Regions from separate parts of the Homo sapiens genome. Here region 2 is linked to region 1. A link is a loop called in an ENCODE intact Hi-C map of the cell type or tissue named here. Cell type or tissue: PC-3. All regions are shown on one strand. Each heading gives the region's core, and the rest is flanking DNA. Links, peaks and the distances in the headings are about the cores only.

Evidence for each region. Hi-C counts contacts between places; a loop is a spot of excess contacts. Peaks named below come from ENCODE experiments on the same cell type or tissue, not always from the same donor. Only the 100,000 strongest peaks of a DNase experiment are listed, where the experiment ranks them.
Region 2: it touches region 1 in a loop (2.0-fold over the local background); 3 of 110 quality-filtered maps call a loop at or near these places.

Annotation. Positions count from the first base shown.
Region 1 is chr17:63,273,576-63,278,962 of GRCh38, reverse strand. All of the region lies in intron 9 of TANC2 (tetratricopeptide repeat, ankyrin repeat and coiled-coil containing 2), which reads right to left. Among named protein-coding and RNA genes, the nearest start is that of CYB561, 170 kb to the left of the region's middle. In PC-3, for the core only: no CTCF peak of the experiment used is centred there; DNase peaks (open chromatin) are centred at 3,422 and 4,622; H3K4me3 peaks cover 893 bases; H3K27ac peaks cover 4,230 bases.
Region 2 is chr17:63,353,674-63,359,060 of GRCh38, reverse strand. TANC2 (tetratricopeptide repeat, ankyrin repeat and coiled-coil containing 2) reads right to left here. Exons shown (of 28, transcript NM_001394998.1): 14 at 3,671-4,278. Among named protein-coding and RNA genes, the nearest start is that of CYB561, 90 kb to the left of the region's middle. In PC-3, for the core only: no CTCF peak of the experiment used is centred there; a DNase peak (open chromatin) is centred at 2,600; H3K27ac peaks cover 763 bases.

The DNA of each region.
Region 1 (5,387 bases), core at 307-5,306:
GGAACTCCCCATTTCCTCTTTCCCCCAGCTCCTGGCAACCACTATTCTACTTTCTATTCTGATGGTTACTTTAGATGCCTCATGTAAGTGGAATCATGTCATATTTGTCCTTTTGTGACTGGCTTACTTCATTTAGCAGAATGTTCTCAAGTTTCATTCATATTGTAGCATATTACAGGATCTCTTTTCCATTGATATATAGACCACATTTTCTTGATCCATTCATCCTTTAACATTTAGGTAGTTTCTGTCTCTTGGCAATTGTGAATAATGCTGCAATAAACATAGGAGTGAAAATATCTCTGAGACCCTGATTTCAGTTCTTTTGGAAAAATACCCAGAAGTGGGATTGCTGGATCATATGGCAGTTCTATTTTAAATATCTGATGAACCTCCATACTGTTTTCCATAGCAACTGCACCATTTTACATTCCCACCAACAGTGTATGGGGTTCCAATTTCTCTACATCCTCACCAACACTTGTTATTCTTTCTTTTTTTTTTAAATAATGGCCATGTTAACAGGTGTGAGGTACTATCTCATTATGGTTTTGATTTGCATTTCCCTGACAATAAGTGATATTGAGCATTTTTTCATATACCTATTGGCTATTTGTATGTCTTCTTTGAAGAAATGTCTATGTAAGTCCTTTGTCCATTTTTAAACATTGTTTTGTTGCTACTGAGTTGTAGGAGTTTCTTATATATTCTGGATATTAACTCCTATCAGATACATGGTTTGAAAATATTTTCTCCTATTCCATAGATTGCCTTGTTACTCTGTTGCTTCTCCTTATCCTTCTCCTTAAGACAGGTCCTCATTCTGTCAGCCATGCTGGAGTGTGGTGACACAATCATAGCTCACTGAAGCTGCAGCCTTGGACTCAAGTGATCCTCCTGAGTAGTTGGGACTACAGGCGTGTACCACCGTGCATGGCTAATTTTTAAAGTTTTTGTAAAGACAGGTCTCACTATGTTGCCCAGGCTGGTCTCGAATTCCTAGCCTCAAGTGATCCTCCTGCCTCAGCCTCCCAAAATGATGGGAATACAGGCACGATCCACTGTACCCGGCCTGTTACCTCTTTTTAAGTACTAAAAATACTGATGCCAAATACTGATGACTCATCTGGCATAGAAATAATTTTAGTCTTTGTTTTTTTTTTTGCTGAATTAATAAAATTCATTAAGCATTGTGTTGGCATGTTCTTATACATTATCTTACTATCTCTGTTCCTTTAGTTCTTTTCCATTACATGTTCCATTTCATTGTCCATCTGGCAGTGTCTATTCTTTAAATTTTTTTTTTTTAGCTTTTCTTAAGTATCAATGAGTTAATTTTAAAGGTAATAAACTGTAACTTGTTTTCTTCAAAACTGCTTTTAAATGTTGCTAATTTCTATTCCTGCACACTAACTGAACAAGGATGCTGGCAATGATAACTTAAGACAGAGAAATGACATGATTCTGAGCTGCATTTTAGAAAGATTACTTTGGCAGCCAGGCATTATACTGATTAGATGACAGAAAGACCAGAGAAGCAGAAAAGATAACTGATGGGTCTTCGGCTTAATACCGGGGTGACGAAATAATCTGTACAACAAACCCCCGTGACACAAGTTTACTTATGTAATGAACCTTCACACGCACCCCGGAACCTAAAATAAAAGTTAAAAAAAAAAAAAAAGAAGAAGATGGAAAGACCAGAGGAGGGAGGCAAGCTAATTAGCAATATTGAGAATGGAGAATATGGAAAGAATGTGAGAAACTCTGTGAGAGCTGAACCCTCAGGGTCTGGTCCTGACTGCATATAGGAGATAATGTAGATGGTGCTTCAATGCTGACTCCAAGATTTAAAGCTCAAGTGAGAGGAAAACTGAAGTACTATTTAGGAAGAGAGGAGTCGAAGCTGGTTTGGGTGAATGAATCAAGTATCCTCTCTGACCACAGCTCCTGCTGAAATATTCAACAGTCTTTGCCATCTCCAATACCGCAGAGTACAGAGTATCTACCATAAGCCAATGTACTGCTATTACTGTATTACCGATTGCTTTTTATATTAAGTTGTCTATGACATAGTTTCCTTATTACCACTACTTAAAGAGTTGTGAGGATTAAATAAGAATATGTTTAAAGCTCTAAGCACTGTGCCCACAAAGAGTAAGAACTCCAATAAATGTATGCTATCACTTTTACACCTTTTGAAGAGTGTCTCACTGTTAACATTTGTCTTAGTGTTTTAAAAAGTCCATTGCCTTCTATTAATGTGGGGATAAAAAAGGGGGAAGGCTTATTTTACTCTGAAAAAAATCTTACTTTGAATCTTTGAATAACTTCCATATTAAATTTCAGCTTTCTGACATTGGTCTTATGGGAAAACATTTGTTGAGAAAAATCTGCAGTCACTGCTGAGTGGAATTTTCAGAAAGAGAACAAAGATCTTTGGAGAACAGTTAAAAAAAAAAAAAAAAGAAAGGGAAAACCCAATTCTCCCAAAGGTTGCTGCTTTTTTATATGCTTCCTCACATTTAATACCTGAAAATGTAGAGAAAACATAAAACAGTAAAGGTTTTAAAATAGGAAATATTTGATAAAATATTTATAACTATGGCAATACAGTTGTTTTAAGTATTGTGCTCTTAGAGTGTTGGCTTTTAAGGTGATATACAACATTTATTTTTGGGAATATAAAAACTGGGTATTTTAATTCGTTGAAATTTAAGATAAAACATTTTAAAGTGAACTCTCATTGATGAAATAGCCTTTCGTTTGTGGCCTTAAAATGAAATCATCTAGTTCTGTAATTTTATGAGCATCTGGGGAAGTTATTTCACAACAAACCTTTTATATACTACAAGATTAAAAAACTTAGATCATTTTACTGAATTACAAAATTTTTTTGCAAAGTCTTATCTAAGTAAATTTATTGGCATTATGGTTACTTTAATAGACCTAGTCACTTTTGAGGAAAATAATAAGATTAATTGGGAAGTTTATTCTTTAATTTAGATCAAAACATCAAAATAGGTTAAGAGTGTGTTATTTTTCTTTACTGCACTCAAGGCATTTTAAAGTATTTCCAGTGAGATATCTTGCAGAGTTAGATGTCATGATGAGAGTTTTGTTCATGTTACTTCACAGTCTTCTCTGCAGAAGAGCTGGTTGGGGGTGAGGGGAACAACCTCATACAACTAAAACTTACAATCTACCCATATAATATTTACTATAGGAAGTTATGTGCATGCAACCTTATCCTTGGGTTTTGAATCTACTTAAGAAAATTTAATCTTACTTGTAGGGATGAAATAATGAACAATGAGGTAGAAAAGACTGATGGAAATATTCCCTTGTAAATGTGAGAGCCAGCCAGGCAATGATCAAGATGACTAAGCAACCTCAGGGATGTGTGACTCAGTAGGCTAATGTAAGAGCATTTAGCTTCATGACATGCATCTTAGTCATCATCATAAAGGATTCATTGTTTCAGAACAGTACGGGACTCATAAATGGTGTGAAGCACAGATTTGATAAAAATTAAATTTATTGCTTTGATAAAACCAAGTTAACTGTGGCAGGGCCAATTTCACATAAATTCTGCCAATGAATCAGACTATCATTTGTACATATGCCCTCCAACCTAGTGTCTATTAAAGTAGCTAATAACTAAACACAAAGCCTCTGAATGGCTTTTTATGTAATGAGATTTAGTAAAAGTTCTAAGGAAACCACCATATATTGAGAAATGAAGTTTTAATTAGCAATATATAATTTCTTCAAGTAGAAGAGTGTGGTTGTAACTTAAGACCAGGCAGGTTAGGGTCTCAATATTAATAATTTGTTGTTAATTTAACCCACGTAGCTACCATTCAAAGTCACTATGCTACAATTTGCCTTGTATATTTTAACTCCTCCTGGTTCCCTTTATATAATCCATCATAAGATTTATTACATTTATCCATAAAAATAAACTATTTCTTCCTTCCTTGTAATAGGCAGCAAACTTAGTTTCTATCTTTCTCTGCGGAATGAGAGAGCTTTCATTAAGATGATCAGAAAGAGTGGACATTTTCAGGTGGATAATTTTTAGCATAACTCCACATTAACCTAATGGTGATTAAATTTAAAAACATGAAGCCAAAAATAATTAAAACAATTTTTTTGAGACTGTTGCCCAGGCTGGAGTGTAGTGGCACGATCTTGGCTCACTGCAACCTCCACCTCCCAGGTTCAAGTGATTCTTAAGTCTCAGCCTCCTGAGTAGCTGGGACTATGGGCCCACGCCACCATGCCTGGCTAATTTTTGTATTTTTTTAAAGTAGAGATGGGGTTTTACCATGTTGCCCAGGGTGGTCTCGAACTCCTGACCTCAGGTGATCCCTCCACCTTGGCCTCCCAAAGTGCTGGGATTACAGGTGTGAGCCACCATGCCTAGCCTAATTTTAAAATTTTAAGTTAAAAACTTTATTAGTTAAATTAATTCAAATTAATATCTATCAAAGACATTAGGCTTTGGGACTAGAAAAGGCGCTTGTAGTAGGTTAGCTAGCTATATACTCTGTACTAGTACACAATCTTCTATGACTTTTATCATTAGTATTCAAGCTCTTGGATGGTTGACAGCTAGGAATCTGTTAAGTTGCTTTGGACAGTTGACTCACATGACCTCTCCCCCGTTGGGCCGGGTTTCTGGAAATATCAATTTTTGTAGAACAGTTGTTCAAAACAGCTGTCTTGAAGAGTGAAAAAAAAAAAGGACTTTTTAACTAATGAAGCAATGTTGATGTTAATATCCCACTTGGAGATGTTATCCCAACTTCTGCTTCAGCAGTCAAAAGACTACCATTATCATCAAACAACTGCAGTTACTATTAAGGCACCTGTTAAATTAATTATGCCTGTATTGTTAAATCATGTTCATGAATAACATGTAACCAGCTCTCAAACTACGCATTTTTGCACTTTTGTAAATAGACTGATGGACCTTGAGGCATAAAGCTTATCTTCAATTACAATGACATCCTCTAAACTAGTGGTTTTAAAAGTGTGATCTGCAAAATCACCTGCAAGGTTTAAGACACGGCTTGCCAGCCCCATTCTCAGAATTTCTGATTCAGTAGGTGTGGAATGGGGCTAAAGAATCTGCATTTCTGAAAACTTCCTAGATAATGCCACTCCTGCTGGTCCCAGGACCACACTGTGAGAGCCACTAAGCTCGCCTACTGCAATAGTCTCAGTGAGAGGCAGTATTGAAGGAGGTGAAAAGTAGTTGGATTTGGGAGCTCTTTGGAGGTGTAGAGCCAACAAAACTTGTTTTTAAACATTGTGATCCTAAAATAAAATAAAAGCGTCATCTGGGGATCCCTAGATTCTTGAGATATGTTCTTGGAGTT
Region 2 (5,387 bases), core at 131-5,130, 80 kb before region 1:
ACAAAAATACACACATAATAACGCAGTAGTCTTTTAATCTCTGGCAAAATCTTACACACACACACACACACACACACACACACAAATATTAATCTGAGAGCCGTTCCTATGGAAGGGAAAGTTAGATATCATGAAAATTGAGAAAATGAGGAATAGAAACAGAACAGAGTGGAGATTTATTCAGGGCGAGCCTAAAGCGATATAGAAATATTAAGCAGTAACTGGACTGCACCACAAGGCTGGTAGCTCCGACTGTCTACTCTATCAGCCTTAAATTTCTACTATGAGAGTCACTAAAAGGTTGCCTAACAAAGGCCGATGACTACTTCTCTCAAATGTCTTATTTTAAATGCACAAGTTGCCTCAAATAGGTTTTCCATCTCTTTACTATTAGCATAATAGCAGGAATTCGCTTATTAAATTAGTGAGTTAATCTGATATCTCCGTGCCCAAGAGAATAAAACATAGGACAGATTAAGTTCAGGGTATGTCAGAAGGCTGACAGTGATGAACAGTGGGAAACAGAGAGCAGAATGAGGTGGTATGGTCTAAGGTTTGTGATTGCTTCAAGGGGCATATTTTACCTAAACTGCAAATCTAAAAGATTCTTCAGTGATACTCTGCTTACAGTTTGATACACACACACATACACACACACACACACACACACACACACACACATACTCTCTCTCTCTCTCTCTCTCTCTCACTCTACTCACCTTGTTACTCATTTATTTCTATGACAATGAGACAACGATACATCTATGTAACGTTAGGTCATTCTCTCTGGTAGGTCAAGTCCTTGCCCAGATTCTGAGACAATAAGCAGTCTGGTATTCAAAATAATGAAAACTCAATCTCAGCTGTAGCATTAACCTCTGGCTCTGCTATTTCCTGCTTCCAGCACCATTCTCAGATTACTGACTCTTTTCAGCTCAGGCAGAAGCAACCTCCTTGGGTAGCCTATTTCTGGAGAAGATCAACTACTTTTTGGCAATTGAGTGCTGAAAGCCCAGGAAAATGGACTAAAAAGGGTAAGAATGTTGTGTTGCCTCTGGAAGCTCTCCTTACACCACAGAGATGTACATGTCAGGCACTGGCTTACCTGGTGTGATTTCAGAGGCACTGAATTGGTCTTCTTTGATCTACTGAAAGATGCTTTAGAGAGAAGGAGAGAAAGTGGAGAACAGAAGGAGAAACAATGTGCAAGAAGTGGAGGCTGAAGGCCACAAAGACAAACCATGCCTGGAGAGAGTCCTGCTAATCAGACCTGCCTGAAATGGAAAACAAGTGCAGCCAGCTGCTTTGAAAGACCAGCTTGGGCTTTGCCAATAGCATTAAATTCTTAGTGAATTTCCATCTCATTGACCTAGGGAGCCTTAAGCACTGAGATCAATACTTCAGTACTTTAGTAACAAGGTTGGTGCCAGCCATTGCTGGGGAGGGGGCTGAGTTCCAACTGAAATGAAATCTAAGAAAGCTTTTTTTGATAACTCCTGGTCCTGTTTACAATTTTACTCTCTGCCATTAAGTGAAATAAGATGATCTCTCAGCAGCCATGCTATTCAATCATCAGGGAACGGATTATACAGGATTTGAAGTTGGAAGTACCTGCTCCTCTTGTCCCAGTGCATCAGTCGGTTGCTGCAAAACTCCTAGTTAAAATGCGATGTTGAGAAGGCAAAGCCTGTATAGTCATGATATGGCTGTATAAAAGCCGTATTTTCTCCTCTGAGAGCCCCTGAGGATTTCATCTGTTGTAAGGATACTATTAATTCAGTGGTAGTCTGGTTGCCTTGGACCTCAGCTTTCAATCCTCTGAGATGTCCCAGGATCTAAGGTCCCAGATCAGCTAGCAAAGTTTCTCTGGGAACTGATCTCAAAGCGTTTATTAGGCAATTCTACATTAGTTTCTTTTTCCTATATACATAGTTGCCAGTTCTTTGTATTAAATATTGACAACAGCTCTAGTAGGATTTATAGTAAAATCCTTTTGGGAACATCATACAATTCACAGAAGGGACTTGGATTGTTTTTATTGTTTCTTTTTAAAATCTTGTGCTCCAAAATGATAACAGCAGAAGATGGCTGTCGCTATCCGATTAGCCACAGGATTTAACTAAGATACACCAGAAGGGTCTATTACTGCAGGGTGAGGGGAGGAAAAAGAACATACCCCAAGTGTTTCTTTTACTCTGTACTATTCTAGGCATCATACTATATGACCTCACTTAACTTCTCAACAACTCTAGAAAAAAGGCATTATTATTGCTCTTATGTAGATAAGAAAACTAAGTCTTAGAAACACTATGTAACTTTTTCCAAAGGTCAAAGTTCCTAGAAGAGGCAGGATTTATATGCAGGTAATTTGACTCAAGAGTTTATGTTCTTTCCACTACAGCATGTTTCTTTAAAAAAGCTTCCCTCTCAGAGAAAATGCTACAAAGTCTATTGCCTGGCTTAATATCTTCATCATAATCTGGAACTAATTTTCTGATGAATCAGCATGGAGTAGGCTGAGCAGCATGCCCACAGTACAGTTGTCTCTAATAAGGCCTGGTGAAGGACACGGTGAAGGGCAATAAAACCCCAGCATGAACACAGAGTTTTATTCTTTCTGATGAGTCACATGTGAGGCATAGTCAAATCTGGCCTCTTCTTTTTGAGCCAAAATAAGCTCTGCATTTGCCAGCTATGTTGTTGGTGTCTTCTTTGTTTCCATGAAGTCAGTAATGTACCCGGCTTTTGAAAACACCAACTTTATTAAAGGAATACGTCTTTAAAAATGTTAGTATGACGGAGTAAAAGCACACCCCGACCAGGATGCCAGAGAACTAGGTTTCATGCAATAAAAAGGGAAACAGTTTCATATCTAGTCTGGTTTGAGTTGAGAAAGATTCTCAAGTCAGGTTCAAGCTCATTGGGAAAGAGTGCTGGGGTAAATCAGTGATCCTGTTGTGCGTGTGGGGTGGGGAGTGGTGGGATATATCATGCACTTGTGATCCCTATTCTGGTGTGTGCCCCTCCCTTCTCCCATGTATTAACCTTATGACTTTGTGCAAGTTGATCCAGCATCTTAAGGCCTTTATAGCAAAATGGAGATAATGACACCTTACGTATCTAAAGGCAGCATGGATAGACCAGCTGATCTCTTCAAATCTTTTTCAGCTAGGAGGTTTAAGATTGTATTTTCTAGTATAAAGCTTAGCATTGGCTGGACTTTAATGGATTTAGTCACTGGAAACTTTAAAAATGATAAGGTTTTATAAAAGGGCAATAAAAACTTTGAAATGATTCTGCCCTAAATCAAAGAGATTTACAATATATCAATTCTTTCTTCATATCAGAATAATAATACTGAGGAAGTCCATTAAATGGTTAACTTAATTATAGCCTGTGAACCCTGTGGGGTCAGTGAAAATTATTTAGAAGAACACAGGAACGTAGGATAGCATTCTAAATATCTATGCAGATGTTGAGTCTTAAGGAAATAACATTGTAAAACAATAAATTAGTTAACCTCATTATAGCCTTGCCTTGAGAAGAAACACAGATGATGTCTCTTCTATGTGAAATGTTCAATGAAGAACACTTCTACTTTCAATACTCACACTCCATGCAATAAACAGAAAACAGACTCAGAATTGTTTATCACAGATATATGTCTTACCTCGGATCACAGAGAAATTTGGTTTTCTCTCCTTCTTCTCTCCAGATAAGCCATTCTCGAAAAGAAGGATGTACAAACATACGAGTCATGTCTCTGCGCTTGATTAGGAACATGGAGAGGTTCTCCATTCTCTGCTGAAAATCCTCCCATTCTAGTGTGCCTTCAATGCTCCCAGCATTGATGGCCTGGAAGATATGCTCATCAGTCAGTGGGTGGAGAGAGGCCACTGCCACATTCAGGAGAGGCATCACCCGGTCAAAGGAAGACTGGGTTGGGAACTTCATATTGCACTGGAGTAAATAAACCTCTGAGAGCGAAACAGGAACTACTTTGTAGCTAGAGCTCTTTAACACTAGATAGCCTTTCTCTATGAGGTCAAATGTAAGTTTCAGATATAGATAGGACCCTTGACTGAGGGTCTTGAGATGAGAACTGAGTTTGCCAAATGTAGTATTGTCCATTTTGCCATTAAGTGAAATGTTATTCTGGATCTCTGAGCTGCTGTGTATCCGGTGCAGGATGTAAGCCTGCAGGTCCTGGTCTATGGCTTCATTCTCTTCTAGTCGATCCAAAAAAATCCTATGGAAAGGCAGCAGCTTGGTAATTTCCTAAAAAGATGGAGAGAGAGAAAGAGACAGAAAGACCTTCAGTTTCCCCTAACTCTTGTGATAAACTATGAGGTTCACAAATGTATTCTGAACTTCGAAGTGGCCAAACAGGGAAACATGATCAAGTATTAGTATCCAAAAAGTAAAACAAATTAGTTGCATAGAAGGGACACAACTTCTCCTAACATTGAGACTTAAGATATATTTTTAAATGGGTCTTTGTAAAGAGTGCTTTTGGAGTGATTTCATGATCGTCATTCTAAACAACACTCCTGAAATAAATAGAAAACGGAGCACTGTATAACTCTTTTGCTGTAATTTTTCTCAGTGTAAACCAGGGCATAATGCCAAGTACAAGTCAGTAAGAGAAATGTACAAAGATTCAAAGACTGGCTTAGAAAAAGTTGGCTTTCTAACTCTCCTAATAAAATGACTATTTAAAAAAAAATTTCCCACACAACACAGATGTATAAAATGACTACATTTAAATGCGGGCCTTCTGGAGATACCTTAGCCGAAAGGTACACTTCTAACAGTAGGAAGCTTGGCACCTTGGTAACAGATTCCAATAGAATCTGTTGGAAATTCTACTGGGGGAAGGTGATATGGCTTTGTGGCTACTCCTATGCACTGGATTCCATCCTTTCTTACCTACCCACGGACTTTGCTCCTGTGAGTACCCATTCCCTCTCCTGCATCTGTTTCTTCTCAGCTGGGTCACACATACATAAACTCCATATTCTTCCTTCCAGCTACTACCCTGTATCTCTGTTCCCATTTTTCACAAAAGTTTTCTGTATTCGCTATCTATAATTCTTTCCTTCCCATTCTCTCCTCCATTTGTTCCAATCAGGCTGCACCCTCACCACCTCACTGAAATGGTTCTTGTCAAGGGCATCAGTAACTTTCACTTTGCCAAATCCGATAATAAAGTTCCAGTTCTCATCTTCCTCAACCTCTCGGCAATATTTGACACAACGCATCTCACCTCAATGCACTTTTTTTGGAGTCACTTTCTGCAGCTTGCTCCCAGAGAACGTTCCCCTCTTTTCTCTCTTAGCACACTGGCCACTTTTAACCTTCCCTTTTTTGCTGGCTCTTTTTTTTAT